Regions from separate parts of the Homo sapiens genome. Here region 2 is linked to region 1. A link is an interaction called in ENCODE POLR2A ChIA-PET data of the cell type or tissue named here. Cell type or tissue: IMR-90. All regions are shown on one strand. Links, peaks and the distances in the headings refer to the core of each region. The heading gives the core; the rest is flanking DNA.

Region 1 (4,424 bases), core at 186-4,185:
TCCTGGGATGTGTACTATGTAAACTTTGGCACATTTTCAACAAGTCTGAGTGCCAGGACTTAGTGTCTAGCTTTATATCCTTGCTCCACAACTTAAGCATGTTAATAAGCTCTCTGTGCCAGTTTCCTCTTTGGCAAAAGTGGGATAATAACAGTAGCTACTTCACAGGGTTGTTATGAGGATTAAATAAGTCAGTATCTATAAAATACCAAGAAGAGTGGCTCATAGTAAGCACTGTATGTTAGCTATTACTGTTGTCACTATCTATGCAATAACTGAAACAATAAAGAAAAGCACACGTTGGATATATTACAATACAAAAACTTATAGAACACAAAGTAATTATTACTAGGTTGATGCAGAAAATAAGAGACACAATAGGCTGAAGTTTCGGGAAAGCTTTGAGAAAAAGCTAGGAGTGCTTATTGAAAAGATTCTAATGGATCAAGAAAAAAAAAACAGAAAGTATTCCATCACAGTATAAGAGCACAAACATAGACATACAGAATAAGTACGGAATAAAGGAAAATGAAGACTGGGTTCATTGATACAAATACTGGTGGACAAAGCTGGAAAGGTAGGTTAGGGCCAAATTATGCAGACTCTTTAGTGCTGACGTGACAAATTTGGACTTGATTTGATTGATAAAGATCTTTCCAGGATCTAAATAGGGAAGTGGCATGAGAAAGTACTTAGGAATTCCTTTCTGCATGGATGAAATGAAAGGTTATGAGAAGGCACAGATAAAAAATTAAGAGATTTTGATTTCTTTTTCCTTAGGGATGAAGAAGAGAACTTATTCATTTGTCAGTATTCTTCAAAGATCTTAATCACTTTGGATATCATGGGGCTTTTTATACAAGGATCAAATAAGATAACACGTGTGAAAGCACTTTATAAGCTAAAAGGCACTTAAAAAGTGCCATTACCACTACCCATCATGGTTGCTATAAAGGATTTTTTTAATTTTTAAGAAAAGTACTATAAAAATGAACATTAGTAAAATGTTCAGATATCACAGAGCAATTGCCAATATTCTTACAAAAGAAATGAGGGCCTGCTTCAATATCTGTATAGCTAACAACATTTTAAATACGTCACAATCAAGGGGAAAAAGTCAAGCAATCTCACGCCAAAAGCCACCTTGGCAATTTCTTGTTCCATTACTAGTAAACTAATCCTTAGGTATGTATTCTTATAGTTCTCCATAATATAGGCACAAAAGGGATGCATACAGAAGCTGGCACTGTATAGTGAAACATCACATGAAACATGTGGCCAGTGACACAGAATCAAGAATGAAAAGACCAGGCCTAGGCAGACTATGACTAAATCACAGAAAAATGTATATGGATCCATATACCTTACCACAGTCCTAGTATCACTGAAGAATGAGATGGCTCCACCTGGATAAAAATGGCATTATATGTAGACGATAAGACACTTCATTGACCTTCTCAATACACCTTCAACAAAGATGAAACCCTGAACAAAGAACTTGACAATTTGGATTGCTAAAAAAGTAATTTTAGTCAGCCAAAAAATAATAATACTTGAGCTAGAGAGGTCGTATGCTATAGCAGAAAGAGCATGGCTTTGGAACCAAGAGACCTGGGTTCAAATTCTGGCTCTATCACTTTCTAGCTGAACATTTTTAGACAATTCACTCAGTAAGTTATTAAAACAAACTGATTGTCTGAACCTTGGTTTTCTCGTTACTGAAGCAGACTAAATCTTATAGTGTTGTTTAGATTACCAAATCAAAATGTGAAAGCACTTTGTAAACAATCTCCTTACAAATGTTAATTTACAGGAATGATAATTCTTAAGGTTACAGGCCAGCAGAGATCCTGAAACCTGCTTACTTGTAACTACATTACTCCTTCTGGGAGCCATGAGAACCACATAACTTGAATTTTTAGGCTATACTCCCTGGATTTTGTATTGTTAGGACGTCAGAAGGTTGAAGTATTTCCCCCCTGGAGTTCTGTTACAGCAGAGAGTAGAAAAAAACAAAGCCTCACAAAAATCACAAAGACCTTTCAGGTTGACTGTTTCGAGTCTTTGGGAAATTCTGTGATTTAACAGATTGAATTGATCCCACTAATGACATATTCCTTTACCTATAGAGAGGGATACCTGTCAATGGAGGAAGAGGGCAATAGTAAATTAGCAATCTAACAAATAACGTTTCAATAACTATCAGAGTATTCCATTCTGAGTGGCTAATAACCTCTTTAAAAGCTATAAACAATACCAGTAAGCCCAAATTAAAAGATCCTGAGTTACTGCAGAATCTCTAGTAAAAATCAATTGCTGGCCAAATTGATAGCAAAACAAATTCTGATTCACCAATTATTTCACTAATAACCTAGAACCCTGAAAAGTGGCAAAAAGAAGTGACCACTTACCAACTTGTGAAGTAAGTCATCTTTCTTATTGCACTGAGAAAAAAAAATCCAACTTTTGATGGTTTCAGCCACTTTTAACAGGATACCTTGCTGAAGGAAATGAATGACATTGTATAGGATTATTAAAAGCATACCCAAACAGCAGAAAAACTTCAAAGTACTTACCTCCAATCAATGAGAATTTATATCAGAAAAGGAAGAAAAAAATTGTCCAGGTTATATACCTTGTCAGTACATCTCAGCCTCCTTATTAGTTCCTAAATTTTGTTGCATATCAGGATCACCTGGAGATTTTAGTTAGAAACATATTCTTGGGCCCCCAAACTAAAGATTCTGATTCAATACATTTGGAATGAGGCCTGAAAATCCGATTTTTAAAGAGCAGGCAGAAGTCATTCTGAAGCAGCCCATTTATCCTGGGGAGACTATGTACTATGTCAACATGATGATAGTATTTATTTCAGAAAGAAAAATCATAGGGTGGTTACAAGTTCTCAAATATTAAGACCATTTCATTCCACAATACTAAGTCAAAAAGATACTTTGACCATTTTAGAAAAACTGTCATATATTGATAAAAAAGCTTTACTACTGAATCAACCAAAAATTCAATTTACCTTAATAGCCCATTCCTTGAGCATGCCAGTAAGTGCAGTTTATATTCATTGAGTGATTACTATATCCCAGGTACTGCAAAGGGTCATGGGAAAAAAGATAAATACATGTAACTATTGTTTTCAAGAACTTAGTATAGAAGAAGAGACAATATAAAGAATTACAATCAATGTAAAGTCTGAAAAAGTATTGGAAAAGAGGAGGTCAGAGAGGAGCTAACACTGGAGTTCAGTCCTAACGGATGAGTAGGAATTTAACAAAGAAGGGAAGAACGAGTTGGGCACGGTGGCTCATGCCTGTAACCCCAGCACTTTGGGAGGCCGAGGAGGGCGGAGCACCTGAGGTCAGGGGTTTGAGACCAGCCTGACCAACATGGAGAAACCCCGTCTCTACGAAAAATACAAAATTAGCCAGGCATAGTGGTGCATGCCTGTAATCCCAGCTACTCGGGAGGCTGAGGCAGGCGAATCACTTGAACCCGGGAGGCAGAGGTTGTGGTGAGCCGAGATCGCGCCATTGCACTCCAGCCTGGGTGACAAGAGCGAAACTGCATCTCAAAAAAAAAAGAGAAGATCACTTCAGTCAAGGGAAGAGGATGAAGGAAAGAGCCATTAAAGCACATGTCATGGGGATGGTGGCGCACTCCAGGACAGTTATGACCCAAGAGAAGAAGGGATTAGTAAGGAAGTTAAAAAGGTACACTGAGATAGGTTTTAAAGGATCTTAGACTTACACACCATAATAGTATGAACATTATCCTGTAGGGTGTGAGGAGCTACCAAAGATTTTTATGCAAGGAAGCGAAACAATAAAGAAAAATAATTGGCAATAGTGCAGGGGCTAAACTGGCAGGGTATGATTGTAGACAAGAAGCATGATTAAAAGGATATTCAAGGCCGGGGGCGGTGGCTCCCGCCTGTAATCCCAGCACTTTGGGAGGCCGAGGTGGGTGGATCACAAGGTCAGGAGTTCGAGATCAGCCTGGCCAACATAGTGAAACCCCGTCTCTACTAAAAATACAAAAAATTAGCCGGGCGTGGTGGTGGGCACCTATAATCCCAGCTACTCAGGAGGCTGAGGCAGGAGAATCGCTTGCACCCGGGAGGTGGAGGTTGCAGCGAGCTGAGATCGCACCACTGCACTCAAGGCTGGGCGACAGCGCGAGACTCCATCTCAAAAAAGAGAAAAGAAAATTAATCACTCAGCTAAATAACAATAAAGGCCTTTAAGTTAGGTAATGAGTACAAAAAAGATCATGAATAAGAGTTAGATTTAAGAGACACAGAAGCTGACTTGATGTATCACTTGATGACCAAGGCTATGTCAGCGCGATTGGAAATGGTATGGTAACTGAGAGGGTGGTGATTTGGGACTATTAAAAAGAACACTTTTTGTTTG
Region 2 (4,424 bases), core at 253-4,252, 110 kb after region 1:
TCTCCTTTTTTTTAATGACTCAGTGTCTCACTTTGTCACCCAGGCTGGAGTGCGGTGGCATGATTTCCACTCACTGCAAGCTCTACCTCCTGGGCTCAAGCGATCCTCCCATCTCAGCCTCCTGAGTAGCTGGGACCACAGCCATCCACCACGCCAGGCTAATTTGTTGTATTTTTAGTGGAGATGGGTTTTAGCCATGTTGCCCAGGCTGGTCTCGAACTCCTGAGCAATCTGCCCACCTCAGCCTCCCAAAGTTCTGGAATTACAGGCATGAGCCACTATGCCCAGCCAGTTCTCTTTTGTAATAGATTTTCTTTTTTTAATGATAGGACAAAGCTAGGCATGGGTAGCACACACTTATAATCCCACCTATTCAGGAGGCTGAGCCAAAAGAATCCCTTGAGCCTAGGAGTTCAAAACTGCAGTGAGCTGATTGCACCACTGCACTCTAGCATGGATGACACAGCAAACCCTTTTTCCAAAAAAAAAAGGACAATGTTTTGTCACCCTAACAAATTTATTGAGTGGCAAGCTTACTGTCATTTCATATAAATTATAATATGTTTAATAAATAAGTGGCTTTTCAAAATGAATTTCTTGTATATTTGCTGCTCTGCCCTGAACATCCCCACCACACCGTAGACATCTGATATAATTAAGTACAAGTTAATAGGAAGGTTTTTGGTTGTCTTATTGCTCTCTGATGGGAGCTAGCCTTAGTAAATATCTCAATAAAAATATTATGTAAACGTACAAATAGTCTGCATTTAAAAAAATATTTGGGCCGGGTACGGTGGCTCATGCCTGTAATCCCAGCACCTTGGGAGGCCAGGGCAGGCGGATCACATGAGGTCAGGAGTTCGAGACAGCCTGACCAACATGGAGAAACCCCGTCTCTACTAAAAATACAAAAATTAGCCGGGCGTGGTGGCACATGTCTGTAATCCCAGCTACTCTGGAGGCTGAGGCAGGAGAATCCCTTGAACCCAGGAGGCAGAGGTTGCGGTGAGTCGAGATTGTGCCATTGCACTCCAGCCTGGGCAACAAGAGCGAAACTCCCTCTCAAAAAAAAAAAGTGTGTGTGTGTGTGTGTGTGTGTGTGTGTGTGTGTGTGTAATATATAGCATATATAGTATACTATATAATATATAGTATGATATGTAGTATATATAATATACTTTGTATTGTATATATAATTATATAGTATAGTGTATGTGATATGTAGTATAGCAATCTATTATATATTATACATATTTTATATAGTATATGTACTATATATTATATATAATGATTACTATTATATAGTATTATATATCATATAATATACTATATATACTATATATAATACTATATGTATAGTCACTTATTTATCAAACATAATTTATATGAAATGACAATAAGCTTGACACTCAACAAATTTGTTAGGGTGACAAAATATTGTCCTTTTTTTTTGAAAAAAGGGTTTGCTGTGTCATCCATGCTAGAGTGCAGTGGTGCAATCAGCTCACTACAGTTTTGAACTTCTAGGCTCAAGGGATTCTTATACATATTATACTATATATATTATATATATATAATACTATATAAAACTATATATAATATACTATATATTATGTATAATATATGTGATATATACTATGTGATGTATAATATACTATGTATTATATATAATATATGCTATATATTATATAGTATGCTATATATTATGTAATATATGCTATATATATAAAATATGTGCTATATATAATATAATATATGCTATATATTATATAATATATTATATAATATATGCTATATAATATAATATATTATATATAATATTATATATGCTATATGTAATATAATATATAATATATATGCTATATATTATATAATATATATGCTATATATTATATAATATATAATATTATATATGCTATATATTATATAATATATAATATTATATATGCTATATATTATATAATATATAATATATGCTATATATTATATAATATATGCTATATCTTATATAATATATATAATATATGCTATATCTTATATAATATATATAATATATGCTATATCTTATATAATATATATAATATATGCTATATCTTATATAATATATATAATATATGCTATATCTTATATAATATATATAATATATGCTATATCTTATATAATATATATAATATATGCTATATCTTATATAATATATATAATATATGCTATATCTTATATAATATATATAATATATGCTATATCTTATATAATATATATAATATATGCTATATATTATATAATATATATAATATATGTAATATAACATATGCTATGTATTATATAATATATAATATATGTAATATAACATATGCTATGTATTATATAATATATAATATATGTAATATAACATATGCTATGTATTATATAATATATAATATATATAATATAACATATGCTATGTATTATATAATATATAATATATATAATATAACATATGCTATGTATTATATAATATATATAACATGCTATGTATTATATAATATATGCTATGTATTATATAATATATAATATATAATATAATATATGCTATATATTATATAATATATAATATAATATATGCTATATATTATATTATATATATATTTGGAAGGGATTTTTTAGACAAAGATGGACTGGCTATATAGTATTAGTAATGAAGCATCTTTGCTTCACTAATTTCTTTAGGTGGAGACGTACATTTCCTTGAAAATTTGAGAGACTCAATAAAATCCATAGAGCCAGAGGCAAGGCTACCCTAGGCCTGGATCCAGATGTCTGTTACTAAATAGATTTTTTTTTTTTTTTGCATTGTAAAAGGAATAGAAGACTTTCTCAGTTCTCATTTTTTTTTCCATGTTAAAATCACTTCATGCTGTTTCACTGAATACACCCTGACTTTTGAGTCTTGTGAACCATTTTCAGCATTTTTTCTTTAGTTGTAAAGAATCTTTCTCTAGCTTCTGTTGACATGGCTACCAAACCTTCACTCTGGAGCAGCTTCTTTCATGTGAGAACTGTTCTTCACTGAATGAAGCTCATTGTTCAGAGTACCTTTGTTTTGCTGCTGAGGTGTTTTCCCTACCTTGGTTTGGTATTTCCTTCTCTTTAGATGCCTCTGTTTCACAGCTGTCTTTCCAAGCCTTCAGGGACTTGTGGAGAGAGGGAGGGAAGGTGACTTGTGGATCTTAAATGATGTTCATCTAATCATTTAACTTAACCAAATCCCCTTTAGTTAAATAAATGGTGTTCTATTAAGTGCTCTCTATGTTCCTTGCAGCATGCTATGTTACATCAATTATCTGTTTTAATCCTCGTAACAACCCTGTCAAATAGATGTTATTCCTATTTTTTTCAATGAAGAAAGTAAGCTAACTGTCAAAAATAACCCACTACTTAATAGGAAAACCAGACTTTCAAGTCTGGTCTGTCTGAGCCCTTGTACTTAGTTGTTCTTTAGCAATTGATTGAAAATTATTACTTGAAATCTCTACCATGCTGTATAGGATATAGTGTATCTTTGGATATATTAGCTTGCTTTCAGAATTCTTTTAGTTGCCCTGGAAACCAGAGAAACTTATTTTTCATCTTCTAAAGATGACAATGAAGCTAGATTTTGGTCACTTAGAGTTATTATGATGATTACTTGTTAGTGTTATTAAAGGAGATTGGAAACTAGACATAAAAGATTGCTTTCAATTATGTTTTCTACAGTTTTGCATTGATGATTATGCACCACTGATGATTATATACCGTATCACTGGGTCTACATATAGAGAGGGAAGAATAATTTCATTGGGAAAATATTTTTATTTTAAAAACAAAGTCAAATGGTTAATGTGGGGACTTTCCCACCTCTACTTTTACTCCATAGTTTCACACTCATTTCTGCATATTTATCATAGCACTTTGACCTCCACAGCTGCTTTGCTTTTGCTTAAAGTGAAGTGATTCCTGGTGTCCTTCATGAGGACAGGGAACCTTGTAGGGCTCCATGTCTGTCCATATGTTCATTTGGTCTTTGTAATTCATTGTGTCATGATAGTAGTTCAGTAATGCCCTGAGGTCAGGCAGCTGGGTCAGGACAGCTGGTAATTAAGTCACATACCCCTCATTGGTGCTGGAGATATAAAACCTGACCCCATGAACAAGGCCATCTGTTTTGTGCTTCATTGCCTCAGATGCTCATACTTGATTTTATTTGCATTGATTTTTTGCTTAGGTCTTCCCTAAGTGATTCGAGCTGGCCAAGCTGGTATGTTAATATCTCAAAAGAATTAAAGATCAACTTAAAGTTAATCTGATTCTGATTTGTAGGTTTTGGGGAATTAGTAAGAATAATATTATCATATGCTTCATAATTCAGAGGCCCATTTCTAGCTCTACAAATTCCACATTAAACAAGC

What was found. Peaks named below come from ENCODE experiments on the same cell type or tissue, not always from the same donor. Only the 100,000 strongest peaks of a DNase experiment are listed, where the experiment ranks them.
Region 2: POLR2A ChIA-PET joins it to region 1 with 7 read pairs; 2 of 35 experiments call an interaction of 5 or more read pairs at or near these places.

Annotation. Positions count from the first base shown.
Region 1 is chr12:95,255,227-95,259,650 of GRCh38, reverse strand. VEZT (vezatin, adherens junctions transmembrane protein) reads right to left here. Exons shown (of 12, transcript NM_017599.4): 3 at 2,412-2,501. Among named protein-coding and RNA genes, the nearest start is that of VEZT, 40 kb to the right of the region's middle. In IMR-90, for the core only: no CTCF peak of the experiment used is centred there; no DNase peak of the experiment used is centred there; H3K27ac peaks cover 535 bases.
Region 2 is chr12:95,146,685-95,151,108 of GRCh38, reverse strand. All of the region lies in intron 5 of FGD6 (FYVE, RhoGEF and PH domain containing 6), which reads left to right. Among named protein-coding and RNA genes, the nearest start is that of FGD6, 69 kb to the left of the region's middle. In IMR-90, for the core only: no CTCF peak of the experiment used is centred there; no DNase peak of the experiment used is centred there.